2 separate regions of the Mus musculus genome follow, and region 2 is linked to region 1. A link is a loop called in an ENCODE intact Hi-C map of the cell type or tissue named here. Cell type or tissue: left cerebral cortex. All regions are shown on one strand. Links, peaks and the distances in the headings refer to the core of each region. The heading gives the core; the rest is flanking DNA.

Region 1 (5,517 bases), core at 227-5,226:
CCCAGTTGTGAAACACAACAGGACGTGCTCTTAATAAAAGACACATGGGAAGCCTTCCTTCGGCACTCATTCCCAGGCCTGGACTCCATTTTAAACTCATGAACTTGAGAAAGGGAAGTCCTACGCTGCTCACAACCCTCCAGTGTCAGCATGCCCACGTAGCAATGGGTCCAGCTAAGACCCTTCACGTGCCGCACATAAGTTCAGCTCTGTTTCCAGGCATTTCCTTTTTAAGGAGAGAGGGTCTCCCTCTGGCATTCCAGCACGGAAGCAAAAGCTGCCCCACACATGTGCTTCAAGACAAATGTGATTCCATGCAGGCATTCATTGCCAAGTGCGGATGACTTCATGGCAGATGCAAACTCGTGGAATCCAGAATTTCAGACAGTGGCTGATGGTTTACTCCCCACAAATACCCCTCACTCAAGAGCCAGGGACTATCTGTACAGGGTCATCAGCCTTCAAAAAGAGAGTTAAAACAACACCGACCCAAGAGATTTCCACTCGACTGTAGTTTCAGAATGTTTGAGACCAATCTAGCTGCCAGAGGCTAGCCCTTTTTATTCATCTCTCTCTGTGTTGTGTCAGAGATGAAAGAGGCGCTGCAACTTCCTCACGGGATCTTTCTAGAATTTAAAATAGAATATGAATTTTTGAAGTTTGCCTGACCACATCAACGCTGCAAACATGTCACGTGACGTGTTCATGGATGGGAACATGTCCATTGACATAGCACAGGAATCTTTTTACAGCTTTGCCTCAGAAACAGAACAGGGTTATCTTTAAGAACCTTAGCATGTGTCTCACTCAGACGTCTGTCTTTTATTATCACCAATGGCCAGGGGACAGCCGGGTTTTCTCAGTGTCTGGCAAGTCACACCCTGCTCTCTTCAGTCGTTGCATCTTAAAATTGTAACTTTATTGATCTGCCCCACTTATAAACAGTGTTTCCCACATCAGTTAGTCCTTCTAAGATGCATGTCGTTTTCAATACAATGTTCAAGAAAACACCTAAAACCTGTGGTACGCATGTGGAACTCATGGTAAATGTTTTCTGACACTGCAGCATGCCAATTTATGAATACAATTAGAATTTCTGCTTTTTCAGGTCACTTAATATGCATTAACAGAGTGTCCTGCCTAGGGCCTGTCTGTGTGTATGTGCATGTGTGTGTGTGTGTGTGTGTGTGTGTGTGTGTACTCCATTAAGAAGTGTTACTTCTTCCTAATTATGGGACACTTCCATTTCTGTACTTAACACCTTTTAAATTACTAAGGATCTTAAGTTTTCTTGTAAACTGTGTATTGGCATAATCTTGAACACAGGACTTTATTATTTTTTGACCTATAAAACATGGTTGTTCTTAGAAGTGCTCCCAACCCCTGACCCGGCCCGCTCTGTGAGCTTACAAACGAAAACAAACTTTGGTCACCCAGAGCGGTGGTCAAGGTTCACACTGCAGAGCCAGGGAGCCAGCAGCCAGCAGCAGCAGGCAGACAGCTCCAAATCTAGCAGGCAGTGAGGATAAAAATTCTGACCCATCCCCAAAGAAATCGGGCTTCAGCACCCTGTGTGCGCTGTTCTGCAGGCTTGGCTGAGTGAAGAATCCCTTGATGGGGAAGGCAGTAAGTCATTTCACAGCTCGGCCCTCCCTTGGCTTTTGATGCATCCTTTAAACATGCCCAGCCACCGGTCCATTCAACGCAAGAGTCAGACTGCAAAGGCAGCGACGAAACCGTTCAAACAAAGCCATCGCAGAAAGCTGCGCGGCACAGAGACGAGGTTTTCCGATCGGTGTCGGCGAGGGGCGAAGCCGACCTCCCAACTTCACGTTAGGGTGGAGCAGAACCCCACCGCCGCCGGCACAGCCAACTCTCCTTCTCGTGACCCCGAGCCGGCCCCGAGCGTCACCGCGGCCCCCTCCGCTGTCTGTGCTCTCAGGGCGGGTCCCCTTCCCGGCGCCCCGCACACAATGGCGCCCCGAACTCCCGCCGCCGGTCCCCGCGCCTTGCGCGCCGCCGGGTCCGCGCACAAAGGAGGGCGCGCGGGCCCCGAGCCGGCGCGCGCCAGGTGCTCCCGCGCGCCCCGCCGCCCGCCGCCCGCCCGGGCCGGGGACCCACCCGAAGACCGTGCCATGGCCACTTACTTTCTCGATGGTCCCGGGCAGCAGGCGCTCCAGCAGCCGGCATAGGACCACCCCGTCCTTGAGCGACGCCTGCAAGAAGACCTCAGGGTCCGAGATGGTTTTCTTGGGCGACTCCAGCACGCCCAGGGTGATGAGCCACGTAACGGTCTGCTCGGCAGAATTCATCGCTGCGGCGGCTCGGGCTGCGCGCACAGAGGGGGCGCCGCGCGCGATCACCTCGGAGCGGCCCGGGCCGCGGCCACCCGCGCCCCCGCCGCCTCCGCGCCCATGGGCGGCCGCGCGCCGGCGATTGGCCCGGCCGGCCCAGCAGGTCCCGCTCCGCTCCGCGGGCTCGCGCGCGCCCTGGCCCGCTGTCAAGTGCCTTTTCATTAGCGGCGCAGGAACCTGCGGGCGCCCGGCACCGCCCCCGCCGCCGCCCCCCGGCCGCGGCCGCCGTCGCCCGATGACATCACCGGAGAAGAAAGACGCGGCGGCCGCCCGCGCGCACCCCGCGCCAGCCCCGGCGCACGACAGCTGGCGCGCCCCCCGCTCACCTGCGCCGCCCGCGCGCCCCGGGGCTGCGCGCCTTTGTGGGTAGGGCGGCGCGCGATTAGTAAGCGCTTCCCAGAATGCTCTCTTGAGCTAGCCCGCCGACTGCGGGGCGCGGGCGTCTCTTCGCCACCTCGCCAGCCGGCGGGGATGGCACGCACATGCTCGTTAGATCTGTGACCAGATGGGTCTCACTCGGGCAGGAACGAGCGTCGGGAACGCGGGCGCGATGCTAAGCGGCTGGCTGCAAGGCCACTGGAGGCGGGGGGCGGGAGCGGAGATGGGGGGCGGCGGGCGCGGACGACCTTAGTAGCCAGAAGCCTTGCATGACTCCTTGTGAAATTGACGGTGACGTGTCCAGCGATCAAGAGCACATCGCAACCTCGGGTGGGTGTCCGCTGGAAAGCGTGCTGTCCACGCTTAGGCCCAGAACTTGGGCGTCCTCTTCCAGCGCAAAGGATGTGTGACAGGAGCCTTGGGGGAAGGGGGGAGTAGGTGAGGGCTCACCGTCAATCGACACATATTTCCACTTACTCCCGCCACTGGTCCTATGCTTTCCCTGCTGGCTGGCACTCCTCGACAGTTTAAAATAAAGCTTGCAGTGTCCCAGGAGACCTTTCCCCTGGGCCAGGCACGCACGTTCATCCAGTAACTGCTCAAGGCTAGAAGCCATGCGATGCTGTCAATTAAAAACAAAAAACAAAAACAAAACAAAAAAATGATCACAGGTTCGACTCTCTTCTCTGCATTCTCCAGGTGCTTCCATCACCACCATCGATTGCGTTTAATAGCATCTTCTGGCTAAATGACTACATTTCTGTTCCAGACACAAACAAAGCATTAAAATAGTGTGAAGTTTGTTGAGGGCCAGCTTCTCTGTGGTGGCAGCTGCCTTCAGAGCAGCGCTAGCCAGCCCTAACCAACCACTGCTGCAATTACGGTGTCTTTACCACCGACAGACCCAAGCCTCACTTTTTGTCCATTTTCCTGGTTACATATGAGAGGTACCCTGCCCTAGGAGCCCCACATCAGCCAGTTTCCCATCTTGCTTCCCTGTGGAGGTCCAGAGAGTGGCAATGCAAAACTGATCACCGACGCCCGAGTCTATCGACCAAAGCTGCTCAACCCGGAAGAAGCTTTCCCTAGTGCTGAATTGAAAAATTTACTCGTTACTATTTTTAAATCCTGTTAGACTAGGTCTGGCCTTATCACGCAGTACACAAAGATAGCTACATATATTGACTGTCAAGTGGCCCTAAGGAAGCCAGGCAGAGGCCGACTTAATAGACAGAGGAAGTTGGGAACCAACGGTCAGACTGGACCATTGACTACACCCGTTCATTCTGGAAAAAAAGCCCCTGAGCTGCTAAATGATAACCTTACAGATCACCTTCTTTTAACCCCAGTACACGCTAATTTCGAATCATTATTTGGAGGAGATCCTAGAAAGTAGCCCTGCTCACAACTGTGTCATTGAGGAGCTTCGCTGAGCACTTCTGGTGTCCAAGGTGAACCCTTGGTCAAATTTCCTTGGCATTTTCTAAATCCCTGCTACAAGACTGAGGAGAGGAAATGCCCTTCTCCCCATGGGTAGAGAAACACCAACTGGAATGTCAGAAGCCCTCACTCCAGCCTGAGCCTCCTGGAGAAGTGGATTAGCCATCTTCCCTACATACCTGAGCCAGTACCCTGTGATGGATCTCTCCTTAAACAAGCAGCTGATTGGCTGATATCGATGGATAATAGATGATTGACAGACAGGTGGTAATTGCTGGATTAATAGATGTTAGCTAATACACTTGGACACCTAAGAATGTACCCTTTACTGCTGTGTGATATTCTGTGGCTTCATTTCTTTGGAGAACCCTAACGCAGTACATGTGCCAGCATGGTCTCCGCTGATGAGAGATGTGGCTTCCTTCAGGCTCCTTTCTTGTGTGGCTACTTCCTAGGGTCCCCTCCAACATACCTGCCTCAGTCCAGATTCATAGTGTCAATGCTGGCTAAACAAGGACATGGGAAGGTTGGATATGGCTGCAGTGATAAGCAGTCATCAGTCATAGCATAGCTTTTGCTCCTTACCCGTCGATCACCCCCTGGGCATTGGTGTACCCCCACTAGGTCCTGGATTATTTCTTGAGATTGCCATCATCTTCAAGAAATAAAGTAGCTCAAAACAGCAGGAATAAGTTGTATTATAGTTCAGAGGCTGAAATCATTGAGCATCTGAATGGCTGGTCCCTCATAGAGGTGTGTGTGGGGATTTGTCAAGGTCCCCTCTTGTCTCTGCAGGGGCCACTCGTCTTTGGACATCCTTCCTTGGCTCACACATTAACTCCCCAATCTCCATCCTGACTTCTCATGGCATGTGCGTCCTTTCTATGCCTAGGTCTAAACATCCCTGTCCTTGGAAGATGCCAGTCACAGGGGAAACTACCCTCTCTGACCCAGGATAACTCCATCTTGATGACATATAGAGACCCTGCTTCCAAATAAAGACCCACGTATGGGTACTGGGAGTTACGGCTTGGACATGCTTGTTGGGGCATACCAACCCCAAATCAGATCGTCTGAGTTGCCCCCAGCACCCCACCTCAGGTACATCTCACTGGGGGAAGGGACGGAGCTTCCCACCATCGGTCAGAAGGTGATGGTGCCCAAGGACACTCTGATATGTGTCTGGCTCTACAGGCGCTGATGTGGAATCCTTCAGAAGGGTGGCTCCTTCGGGAATCCAACCATCACCGTTTGTGACTCAGGGCCAGTCTCTGGAGAGTCTCCATGAGGCCCTTGGGTTATGATTCCAACAGAGAGATCAAGGTGAGAAGCTACCTACTCCTGA
Region 2 (5,517 bases), core at 256-5,255, 170 kb after region 1:
CAAAGTGATAGATTTCACTTTACAACGCATAATACTGTAATCTACTGTTCACATTTTTTAAAAAACTGTCTCTCTGTGTAGCCCTGGTTGTCCTGGAACCTACAGAGGCCTGCCTGCCTCTATCTCCCAAGTACTCAAGAATACCATTTTGAAAACTAAATCCTTCTTAGAAAACTAAAAATACGTCTGCATGCTTAGAAGTAGAAAACAGAATTCAGCCTAGTGTAGTTCCTAATTCTAGGACTCATGTGCCCAGAAGGAGCCCAAGTGTGAGAACAGCCTGAAGGTGGCATGTTGTGAGGACAGTCGGGGTCACAGGTGTGAGGACAGCTTGGGTTACATGTGTCATGTTTCAGAAACAGAGTTCTTCCTTTGTACACAGCGTCTCTTGGAGGCTTGGGTGCTTTCTCGACTCGGCTCTGCAGTAGTCCACTGCCAGGGCCTGAGAAGGCACTTGTGTCTGAGGGGTGATGCGCATTAACAGTGCTTCACGGGAACAGCCCAGCCTGTGGAATTAACACTAGCGAAGCCTTAGGGGAGCCAAGCCCATCTCTGTATGCTTCTAAGTATGACGAACCTCTGTGTGTCAAGTAGGCAGAGACCCTTTGTACTGACGCCAAATCAGTCTAAGACCCATGACAAGAAACTAGAGAAATGGGTAAATGCTGACAGAGGGAAACCCTAGAGAGTGGGTGCTGCAGGATGTAGTCCAAAGGACTATGGCAAAGGATCTCCAGCCAGAGATGTCAAAGAACACTTCAAATGTCAGAAACTAACAAAAACATTGGTCGTTTTAAAAACAAAAGTGAACAGAAGAAAAAAAAATTCTGCCCTAAGTGGATTACCTCAAAGCCAAATTGATTAACCACCCACACCTCCAAGAAATTCTGTGTGCGCTAAGGAAAAACTATTTTGTTTTTGAAATATGGGACATACCAGAAAACTCCAAGAGTATTTTTCTCAAACAGTAAATGGTATCAGATTTTCCTTGAGACCTTTTTGCCATCTATTAAAGGAATTACTAGAGATGCTTGTGTGGACGGGCTGGCAGTCAGAGAGGATACCTAGAAATTCACCGCCTCCCTACTCTGTGCTTCTCTGACAGGAAACGGCAATTCAGGCAGGGTCAAACCTCTTTAGAGTTCCAGGCTGGCCAGAGCTACTTATCAAGACCCTGTTTCAACACACACACACACACACACACACACACACACACACACACACCCCAACAAAACCCTAGAAGACAACACAAGGGCTGACACTGAAGTCTCTCAACAGGTAAGGCTACATACAGGTTCTGCAGGCATTATTCATGGAAGAACAACAGACCCCACACAGGAGGCATGTACAGTCCTAGTATCTAAAAGGAAGTTTCTAGGTAAGTCGACTGACTTAACTTACCAAAGACAACCTAAGATACACATTTTGGAGCATGATGGCACATACCTTTAATACTAGAAGGAAGGGCAAGTGGATCTTTAAGAGTTCCAGGTCAATGAGAAAAAATAACAAAACCAATAGCAAATTGTTTTTTGAGCTCCATCCTGGGTTAAATGGCATACAATCAGAGCCGGTCCTGTCTCCAACCGGGATCTCTGGCTCCTGCCATCACACCCAGCAATGTTTCAAAGATTATACTGGTATTTTGTAAAAGAGTAATTCTTCCCGTTGCTAATTTAAATGAAAATGACTGCTTCTTCCTGCCTTAATCCAGGTGAAGCTTGTGGAGAAAAATGCCATCAAAAACTTACCAGAAGCTATTGTGGAGCTCACACAATAACACAGATTTTTAGTTACCCTACGTAAAATATTTGATAAAAACAAAAATGTTGGTAAAAGCAACAAACAAGGACAGCACTACTTCCACACAGGGAGGCACCTGTCAGCTCAGCCTCAGCCTGCTGCTGGGCCACCATTCAGTACCAACAAGGATAAAGGTAGTGACTAAATGGGCCTGCAGTTCCATCTAATCTGTCCAATTACTTTAAGCCACTTTAACTTTATATAAGGTTGCGCTTAAGAAAGAGGCATTGCTTCCTGGGGGTATTTTCTATAATATTTGAAAAGTAATTCAAGCAACAAACTCCATTTACAACAACCAAAACATAGACCCTCCTTTCGAACTCTTCTACATCTGAAGCACTAAGGCGGCCGTCAAAAACTCGGTCTGCCAACAGTAGTTCTGAGCAAGGACTTGAATATTCTAGAGCCATTCGGACACACGAGCCCGCAGGAGGACAGCACGGGACACACAGACCCGCAGTCCCGACAGAGGCACTCCCGCTCATTCAAGCCTACCGGAAACGCGACAAGCGATCAGAGGCTCCCGCGGGGAGCCAGAGCAGAGAAGGTAAGCGCAGCATCCTCCCGGAGGCCACCGCCGCCATAGCCTCGCAGCCGGAAAGTGGCCGCGATCCACTCCAGCCTACGAGACTCAGGAAGCGCGCCCCGCCCTGCCCCGCCCCGCCCGAAGCCTATGTGAGTCGACGACGCTGAGGGCGGAGACCAGGAGGTACACCAATCAGCGCGCAGAGCCAGCGACGGTGGCCCGCCCCAGCAGCGACAGGAGCCAACCCAAGGCCAGAGGACGGGCGACCCGAAGACATTCAAATCAACTCACCTCCTCTCTCCGCCCGGCCCTCTACCAGAGGAAAAAAAAAAAAAAAAAAGCAGACAGCGGAAACACAGACTGGAGCGAGTCCCGAGCAAAGCCCGCCCCCATACTGCCCGCCCCCCAATGACTCTGTAGCACAATGATAAGGACATTCCACGGGGGATGTTGCGACCAATCAAAGGGCCGCAGAGGCGGAACGTTCCGCAATATGCTAATGATTCTCCTATAAACCGAGCTGCGAAGCTGCATCTCGGATAGAGCGCGCAGGGGCGCTTTCCCCAGCAAGTCTCTGTATGCAGTGCTGGGCAGTGGCCCTCCACCACCCCCAACTCTTCCGTTTCCCTGCTGCGCAGTTCTGTAAACAAGAGTAAACTCCGAGCGGCCATCCACGTTCAAAACAGAGCCCCCTGACCTCACAGCAAAGTTTCCCCAACAGCCAACAGTTCCCGGCGGGCACGCAGGCTCCGCCTCTTCGCCACTCTGGGCAGCCCGGGTCTTCGGGTGGGCTGCAGGTCCCTCACCTGCCCCGCTCCTCTCCAGCCAGAGCCCAGCTCGCGTCCACCGATCGCAGCGCAGTCGTACACCTAGTCGGCTGCGATCCTCCCTTTCACCCTCTTCCTCCCCAAGACACACCGCGCCGGCGCCCCTCGCAGTCGGCCCGGAGCCCTGTCCAGAGCCAAGAGAGGGCCCAGGAGAGCAGGGCCTGGGCGATCGCGCGACCCCGAGTCAGGACTGCCCAGTACTTTATGTAACACTTAGAACCAGAACCTGGCGGGAGGCGGCGACTCTCCGGACCCGCACTCAGCTCCGCCGGAGTACGGCCCGCAGCCCTCTCTCTAGCCCGGTGCCCGCGCCCTACGGCCGCGGCGCCCGCATAGCACTCCACCTCGCGCGGCCGCCTTCACCCCCTCCCCGAGGACGCGGCCGAGCCCCGCGCCCCCTCCCCCGCAGCACCGCCTCATCACTTCACTACAAAGAGCGCTTTGGTCGCGCAGCCTTGCAGCCAGCCGTTCGCGCTCCTTCCTTCTCCATGTCCCGGAGCTCGGTACACAAGGACCTCGGCGTATCAAAGGCGCTCCAGACCTTTTGTTCCTAGCCCTCCGAGGACGCTACCGGGCGCTCCGGCTCCAGCAGGACCGGTCAGCCTCGCCGCCGGGACCCAGGGATGGACGCGGCCGCCCCCGCCCATCCATCACCCGCCGTACCTTGGTATTTGGCGTCGATCTCCCGCATCAGCGAGACGTTCCTCTGCAGGTCGAAAGGCAGTGACTCGATTGAGTCCAGGTAATCCTCCACATAGTTCACCAGGTGGATCTGCTCCCCGTTGGCAGGACTCAACATGGTTCACCCCGGAGGTCCCCGGCGATTCGGCGGCTTTCCGCTTCCTCCACCCCCCGCCCCCCTCAAACAGCACTGCAAAATGCAAAGCTCTCTCGCCCTTCCGCGCCCCCCCGCCGCTCCGGCCGGGCTGGCCGGCGGCTACATCTGGCGCCTGCCGCGCCGCCTCCGGGGCCGCGGGGACCCCGGCGCCTGCAGGCGCGGGCCGCGGCGGCCGAAGCTCAAGCGCACACCCCGCCGGCCGTGCAGGCCCCCTCCCGGGCGGCGGGCGGCGCGGGGGGCCGTGCGTACTAGCGCGCACACACCCAAAGAGGGCCGGCCACCGCCGCCCACCCGCCACCAGCGTGGAGAGCGGAGAGAGCGGGGCCGGCTGCGGGAAGGGCGCGCTCCGCCGCCCGCCTCGCCGCACTTGTCCAACGTGGAAAACCCAAATACCAGTTTCAAACACTTGGGAAACATTCAGCCCCGCGCGCAGCGCGCATGCGCCCCGCCACCCCTCCTCCCGGAGGCGGCCCCGCCCCCACCGCATTCACGCCCCTCACCGTCCCGGGCCGGGGGGCGGCGGGCCGCGAGGCCGGCCCGCGCGGGGGCGTGGCCTGTCATTGTCGCTGGGGGCCAGGGTCGCCGAGGGGACAGCGGCGGGGTCGCCTGGGCAGGGGAGACCGGCGACGCGAAACTTTACTAGGAGTTTGACACTCGGTGGCGGACCTACTGGGCGGAGCCGCACGCCGGCCGGGAACCGCGGGGTGCTAGCCTGCTCCTCGAGACACGCCGGGGCCGGACGAGCCTCCAGATCGCTGCCTTCAAACCGACTAACCTGAGAAGAGCCACCCTCCGCTGGGTTAACTGCATTCCCCCGCCTCCTAGCGCGGTATAAATAGGGCCCCCGAACAGAAATGGCAACGGCGTCAGCCAATCCCCTTGCGACTCTTACCTCTGCGGCCAATCTGGACGAGAAGGAGGTGTGGTGGGATCGGCAACGCCCCCCGCACGCCTAGTACTAGAGAGCTGTCCTCTTCCAGGAGGGACGAGCGGGCGGAGCCGAGCGAGGCGGAAGTGGACGCGCAGGCGCAGCTCCCTGGCGATGGATGCGGACCCGCGCGGGAGGGCAGCTATCGACACGCAAAGGGACCACCACTCCCAGCATCCTCGGCGCCTCCACGCGCCTGCGCCTTCCGCCCCCATCGTCCCTTTGTGTCGCCTCCCGGTGCTGGGTTTAGAATGGCCTGGAGACAAAGGGGCCCCCGAGGGGTGCTCTTTTCAGCGCGGAGATCTACGGTGGGCGGGCTGGCGGGAGCAGCTCTTCTCTGATCCTAACTAGCTCTTCCCCTCCCTGCCGCATCTGAGGCTGCCCATGTCCTCGTCACACTGAGTTGGCAGCGGGCACCGCAGTGTGCTTCCCGCAGGGGAGCACAACCTTCAGCTTCCCATCCCGCCCTTCCCCCACAGCTGCCGGATTTAGGGCTTTCTGAAAAGCCCGGGCAGAGCGAGGGGTTGCCTAGGCGACGGGCCCCGGCGGTCCCGCCCTCTTCCTGCCTAGGCACCGCCCTGGGGCGGAGCCTGGC

What was found. Hi-C counts contacts between places; a loop is a spot of excess contacts. Peaks named below come from ENCODE experiments on the same cell type or tissue, not always from the same donor. Only the 100,000 strongest peaks of a DNase experiment are listed, where the experiment ranks them.
Region 2: it touches region 1 in a loop (2.8-fold over the local background); 1 of 42 quality-filtered maps calls a loop at or near these places.

Annotation. Positions count from the first base shown.
Region 1 is chr8:11,725,047-11,730,563 of GRCm38, reverse strand. It overlaps Arhgef7 (Rho guanine nucleotide exchange factor (GEF7)), which reads right to left and starts at 2,506. Exons shown (of 22, transcript NM_001372321.1): 1 at 2,148-2,506. The coding sequence starts at 2,312. In left cerebral cortex, for the core only: no CTCF peak of the experiment used is centred there; DNase peaks (open chromatin) are centred at 555, 1,847, 2,314, 2,764 and 1 more place; H3K4me3 peaks cover 2,299 bases; H3K27ac peaks cover 1,660 bases.
Region 2 is chr8:11,555,348-11,560,864 of GRCm38, reverse strand. It overlaps Ing1 (inhibitor of growth family, member 1), which reads right to left and starts at 4,408. Exons shown (of 2, transcript NM_011919.5): 1 at 3,820-4,408. The coding sequence starts at 3,955. In left cerebral cortex, for the core only: a CTCF peak has its summit at 2,882; DNase peaks (open chromatin) are centred at 3,681, 3,888, 4,448, 4,989 and 2 more places; H3K4me3 peaks cover 3,768 bases; H3K27ac peaks cover 2,923 bases.